2 separate regions of the Homo sapiens genome follow, and region 2 is linked to region 1. The links are chromatin contacts, found by Hi-C or POLR2A ChIA-PET in ENCODE. All regions are on one chromosome and are shown on one strand. Each heading gives the region's core, a stretch centred on a gene start or an enhancer-like site at or near the end of the contact. The rest is flanking DNA. Distances are from core to core; before and after follow the strand shown. Region 1 overlaps RORA (RAR related orphan receptor A). Region 2 overlaps RORA (RAR related orphan receptor A).

Region 1 (3,025 bases), core at 496-2,995:
ACAACAACAACAAACTCTTGGGCCTTATCCCAGAGCTACTAAGTCAAATACTCTGGAGTTATGGCCCAGCAATCTGTGTTTTTGTTTTTTTTTCTTTTTACAAGCCCTCCAGAGGACTCTGACCCTTGCTAAAGTTTGAGAATACTGGTCTAGTCTCTTGAAGGAAAGTGGAAAAGAGAACTTTAGCAATGTCTTCCTTTCTGCTCCCCCATTTGGCCTCCACTGGGCCAGCATAGGGCAGGTGCCAAGCTTTGGGAAAGGTCTCCCTGCATGAGGCAGGCAGCAGTCTCCTTGTTAGCTAGTCACACGGAAGCAGGAGACTTGTTAATGTAGATCAGGACTGCCTGTTGAGCACAGCAAAACCAAACCTCAAATCTCCTCCTGGCTTACTGCCAAGAGGGCACTGTGACCCACCCCTATTGATGCATATGGTGTGGAGCTGGAGCTGGGGCTATGCTAAGTAGGTGTTTCTTTACCGAACGACTGTCAGCTGCAAGACTCCAATGCGCTTCTCATCACTTTGAGAAATGAGGGAGCCCAGCCTCTCTGGGCCCTTCAAAAGCAGATGTTGCATCTGGTTTGTGGGAGTCTGTGTGCACACACCCAAAGACATTTCATGGCCAACAGAATGGATCGCACCAGTGCCTCTGCTTTTTCCCATATGAAAAGCTTGTGTCTGGGCTGGTTTTTATTACTGATGTGCAGCCACCTCTGGTATGAAATACCACAGCTGTAGATAATTTTAGAACATCCATCTAGATTTTCTAAATTCATTCATTTGTTCATTAGTACAGATGTGTATACCCTGGCATGATGGGAAATTGAAAGGGGAATAAGACATCCTCCCCCACCCCTCTTCCTTTAGGAGTATGCCATCCAGGAGGAGAGAGAAGTCATCCACACAAATGCCTGCGATTCAGAATAATGCGTTCTATGTCAATAGGAAGGTACCAACAAACTGTGATGTGAGAGATCAAGGGGGCTTCACAAGAGAAGAGCTGCGGAAGCTGCTTGGAGGAGGAGGTCGCATTTGATCTGAGCCTGGAAGCGTAGGCAAAATTTCCAGAGGCAAGGAGAGGGCATCTCAAGAAAAGGGCACTGCAAGGGCACAGGGAATGGGAAATGCACAGTACATTTAGGGAGAGTGAGTGGTCCAATTTGCTGAGAACGTAGGCTACAGGGAGAATAATAGAGGAAGCTGAGGCTTAAAAGATAGATTGGGATTTGAATACCAGGCTAAGAAGTCTGGACATGATTCCATAGGCAGTGGGAGCCAGTGGAGAATTTGGGTTGGAAGATTAGTATGATCATCATGGCACTAGAGGACAATTGGGCTGATGATGAAATTGGGATGGGTAATACTTGAGGCCCACAGTAGGAGACTTGCTCAGGGTCACAGCCCTGGGAAGCAGCAGAATCAATACTAGAACTAAGCATTCTGTGTCTGCAAGTTCATGACTGTGGGGGGCAACCTGGAAACTCCTGGGTAAGGAAGAGGAGTAAGTTTTTAAGTGAAAGGTTGTCTGACGTAGGAAGCCATCAACACTCTTCAGGGATTGAGGGGGCAAGAGAGAGCCAGGCCACTGAGAGAATTCAGCTGCTTTTCTGTTCCACACTCCTTGGTTCCTTATCAGAAAGAGCATTCATCCCTTTGCAGACAAACACCAGAGGTCCTCAGTGTCACATGCCAGCCAAGCTCAGAGCATCTCAACAATGCCAGGGAGTCTTGGCATGGGGCTGGGCCATGGGCTTGGTTCTGACTCAGAGAAGTCGGAACCACCTACTGAGTCATTTGCAGGAGCTGTGGTTTCCTGGGAGGTTTCCCAACCAGTTACCCACCCCGCCAAATCGCTGGTAGCTTGCAAGATCTGAAGGAGCCGCAATTCACAGTGCCAGGGCTTCAGGCAAACTCAAGCTGCATATCTCGAGCTGTTGCACAGAAATTATTTCCTTGCACTACATGGAGAAACTTGGCCCTTGGTAGTAACACGTAAACAAATGAAACTTTTTAACATACCTGTTACTTATTTGATCTTAGGGAGATCTCAGTTTCCTTACCTATGAATGAGCTACTATGAGTAAGCAGCTGTGATATCTGAAGGAATTAATGGTTTTTAATGGTTTCTCTTTAGGACGGTCCAGAATGACCCAGCCCTAATCGTGGCTGAGTTTACAAGACACTGCCTTGGAATCTGGTCCAAGGCAGCTGCTCATGGCATCTCCATTTCTTCTTTGAGAAGCTTTACTGCTTCTCAAGCAACCCCACCTTCTCAGGTCCCTCAGATTTTCCCCTCATTAGTAATCTTGGACATTTCAAATACCATGAATTCTTTCTACTCCAAAGGATTGGTTTTCAAGGTGAATTCAAAGACATTGATACTGCTTGTTATTCCAAATAGAAGTTGCCCATCTCCCTCCAGTATAGGATCTTCATTTAAAAAAAAAAACTCTTGATTCAATATTTTTCTAGATATTGCTTTGAGAATTCAGGATTAGAATTGGTACCATAATCAATTCTAGACCCTAATTTCTGGCATTTCATTATGTTTAGCTGCAGTGCCAAGTTGAGGCAATGGCTTAACATGGCTCCCTGACATGGTGTTAATATTGAAGGAATCAATATTTAGCTGGAGAAATGAATATTTAGCTGGAGAACTCAGCCAACTGTTTTGAGTCTGAGCTATCAGCCTCATAAGGCAGAAGAGCTTAGGGAGAAGGCTGAGGTTTTTGCCAGACCATGTCCCATCTCTTCCTGCCCTTACATTTGCTTATGAGGTCCTCACAGTGGCTGGTGGCCTATAAGGGGGCCCTTCTGTAGAACTCTGTGTGTGCCAGAAGAGGCAGCTTTGGCCCTGTGCAAGACACTCTGGAGCATTAAGTCTTGGCATCAGCCATGCAACTCTTGATACCAGTGCCTGTTTTCTAGAGGCAAAATAAGGACACTTCATGAGAAGAAAGGAGTAATCAAATGTCGGAGACTTGAAAGACTGCAGGAGTCTGGGAGATTGGCAGGGCTTAGCTCTGG
Region 2 (3,301 bases), core at 369-2,868, 280 kb after region 1:
TCTTTCCACCGCTGACAATATGCATTGTTAACGGAAGGGAGTGGTCAGGGGCTGTGTGGCGTATTGGAAGGGACTCGGACATTAGAGGCAAAAGGACCCGGGTTTGAATCTTAGCTTTTCTATGTATTTATTGTATAACTTTGGGCTTGTTTCTTAATCTCTAAACCTCAATTTCCTAATCCATCAAAAGGGGATTAAAAATACCAACCAAAACATGGTTATGAGGATAAATGGCACGAAGAATTGAAAACTAAATAGATTTATAAAACAAAAATATTGTTTGCAAAGGGTTGGCATAGTTCCTCCTTTATTCTGGAAGTTAATTTGCTTGGAAATTCAACCATGTACTAAATCTTCCTCCCTAGGGACCAACAGAAAATTGCAAACTCCTGAGTGGAAACCTTCACGAGGGCTCCGCAAATTGGTGCTCTCTTCTCCTGGTTTCATCCCGCAGGAAGAGACAGTCTCCCTATATGAATGTTCACACCATGAGAAACCTTTCTCACCCTCTCTCCGTGGAATTTCTCTCCCCAATTTTTGAGATATCCTCGACTCAAGGCCAAAGCAGTGGTTTGAAAGGTGTTTGGAAACCAATGTGAACCATCGTGCTTTCCCCTCCCCCACTCTGGGGGTGGGATTTTCAGGCCAACTTTTCTGAAGCTACTTGTGAGTTAACCTGAAGTTGGAATGCCCTCCTGAGGTCGAGGCATAAAAGCCAGCAGCGTAAATAGAAACTGAAGCTGAAATAACCATAAATGTTCTCGAACAACTTCAATAGAGAAAGCCTTGTTTGATCCTCTCTAAGCTTCCTGAAACCAAGCTGAATATTTGTTTGTTTTGTGGTAGCTCCACTTTTTTTTTTTTCCTCAGGCCTTTTAATGCATGGCTGTTGGTTTCTGTTTAAAAGGAAAATGCTTTTTCTCAGTAACGATGTTCACATTCTGAAGTTGGTGATACCCACTTCTAAAGGCCATTTTATTGTAAAGATAAAGTTCTGCTAAGTCTTAGGATGAAAAGATAAAGGATGTGGTCAGTTACCATGACTCGTGCTTACCTCCCAAAGTGTGTCATTTGGTGCACATACCTCAAAACGTGTGAACAGAAAGTTTCTAGGTTTATTTTTATACATGGAGATTTGATTCCACGGCAGAGGGAGGGTGTCAAGGTAAATGACTGTGCAAAAATGACAGAACTGCATTTTGAGCTTTCCGTTGCCAGAGATACAAAGGCCAAGTTAAGGTGAGTTTGCTATTCGATTGCTTTTTGAGGGGTCTATTGGTAATTACCACTGCTGTTTAATATTGCAATATTCATGGGACCTCAATGTTTACACAGCTCCATGGATGCTCAATCCAAATTAAACACGCCCAAGAACAACACAGGGAGAAAACACCTGGGGGCAAAGTGAGGGGCTGCAGTCACAAGTGATCAGATCTTTTGCAGAAGATAGCAGTAGAGGGGCCCTTCCTTTTGGCCTCCTTTCTGGCAAATGTGTTTCAACACCGTTAAACTACATATGATATTGGACTGATTAGCAACTCCTAACACAGAATGTTCTGACGTTAGAAGAGCTAGGAAGTGGCGTGTCAGGGCTGACATGCATGGCAGAGTTTTCAGATACACATACAGTGTTTTTTTCTACACCCTGCCTCCAAAATGTCAGTGTCCCTAGGTTTCTGTTTGTTGCAGAGCCCCTCAATATGTGTGTGGGAGGCAGCACTTGAAGCCAAAACAGTAATGGCCAGATCTTCTGTCTGCAGCCATGAACACAAGGAGAAAGTGCCAGGTGTCAGGAGCAAGAATCTTATATGCCGGGGATTTTTTTTTTTTTTCCTGGAAGCAACTGGAAACCAACTTAGTGACACTTAAGTCCTTCACCTGCTACATGACTTCAGCCAGTGTATGTGAGTCAGAGTGGTACCAAGAAGGGCCCTCATCTGAACAGCCACAAAAGTGACGGGCTATGGCTTGGAATGGGAATATTATACTGTGTTCAGAGTCACGGCAACTTGAACTTGGCAGCCTTATCGGCTTCTGAGATTATGAGTGCCCCACAGCCAAGAGCACCTGTGAGGAGAGTTGACTGTGGAGTGGGATATAGATTGAGAAACCTCTTTCATAGCTGACAATCCATGTAAACTCCTTTAATATGTGGATGGTTAAGTAGCAGTTTAAGTGTTGGAATTACCTGGCCCTGCTTTACCATCTTCTATATATTCAGTATAAGACACACTGGGAATTACTGAAAGCTTCCCTCTCCCCCCTCAAAAAGAGTGGATGGTGCTTAGAATTAAGAGGATGTTTCCAGGGTGTCTTTCGTTTCCATCATCAAAGCAGATAAAATTAACTCTATTAGAAACTGAGACCCCCTCCGTGAGGTATATTAGTCATAAGTTCTCTTTGCAAAAAGGCTAGTCTTCAGAGGATTGTTAAGATCAGATTTCATGACAGACATGTTTCAACATATTTGTACTTCTCTGAACATGCTACATTTGCTCTCATGTGTTGTGATTAGCTGGTTTCAGTGTTTAATCCATGGCATGTGGCATTTTTCTGTAGTAGTGTTTCTGTGGAAAACTTTATCCTAGGCTTGTGGAAGACCAGTTATAACGCTTTGGATAAAGTATGTCCAGCATTTCTAAAAGCTGCAGTTTCCTAAGAAAATGATCTACGGGCACCTAAGGTTAAAATCTTCAGAATTATTTTTTGTATTTTCTGAAAGTGATTTTTAAATGAAGTTGAGAAATGGTACTAACAATGCATCCAATATTGATATAATTAGAATATGCATCATACTCTACTAAAGCCAACCTTCTTTAATATGTTCATATATAAACATAAAGAGGTATGTGGTTTATTGTATATCCAATTTTTCATTTATCTGCACCTTCTTCAGGATCATATTTGGAAGGCACCTACGTGCTCACTTGCAAACAGAATGAGACACCGTCATGCTTTCTAAAGCGTGTTCTCTCCTGCCCTCCTCCTCCTCCCTCAGTCTGCCTTATATTAAGTTAGCCAATCGAAGTCAGCATTACAGCCTCCCCTTTGGCCTGTGTTCTCCATCCTCCTTATATAAGCCTTGGTGTCCCCACACCTCTTCACAGCCACCTGGTCCGGCAGCCTGTAATAGCTGTCTCACTCTTCCTCCTCCTCACCTGATGCCTGCGGCTGACCCAACTGCCTCTGGGGTGTGATCCCACAGATTCTGAAAACAGCTGCAGCAGGCTGAGGGTGGCTTCCTGGTCACGTTCATCCAGATACAGAGAAGGCTCTATATCAATAATGGGCATCCTCTGAT

Evidence for each region. A loop is a pair of places that touch in the nucleus more often than their neighbours do. ChIA-PET counts read pairs that join two places held with the same protein, here RNA polymerase II (POLR2A). Pooled maps may share reads with other maps.
Region 2: a pooled map shows a loop between it and region 1 (2.5-fold over the local background). The contact joins two enhancer-like sites. A Hi-C loop is called at or near these places in 4 of 50 pooled maps. POLR2A ChIA-PET finds 5 or more read pairs at or near these places in 2 of 52 experiments (CD4-positive, alpha-beta memory T cell and activated CD4-positive, alpha-beta T cell).

Annotation. Positions count from the first base shown.
Region 1 is chr15:60,931,456-60,934,480 of GRCh38, reverse strand. All of the region lies in intron 1 of RORA (RAR related orphan receptor A), which reads left to right. Among named protein-coding and RNA genes, the nearest start is that of RORA-AS4, 170 kb to the right of the region's middle. RefSeq lists an enhancer at 1,337-2,536. Within about 2 kb of position 1,745, at least 3 of the 41 ENCODE cell types and tissues checked have a DNase peak (open chromatin) inside an H3K27ac peak, as active enhancers do.
Region 2 is chr15:60,647,773-60,651,073 of GRCh38, reverse strand. The region is part of intron 2 of RORA (RAR related orphan receptor A); the gene reads left to right. It overlaps LOC105370846 (a long non-coding RNA gene), which reads right to left. Exons shown (of 5, transcript XR_007064663.1): 5 at 1-3,301. Among named protein-coding and RNA genes, the nearest start is that of RORA-AS2, 32 kb to the left of the region's middle. RefSeq lists an enhancer at 432-933. Within about 2 kb of position 1,618, at least 4 of the 41 ENCODE cell types and tissues checked have a DNase peak (open chromatin) inside an H3K27ac peak, as active enhancers do.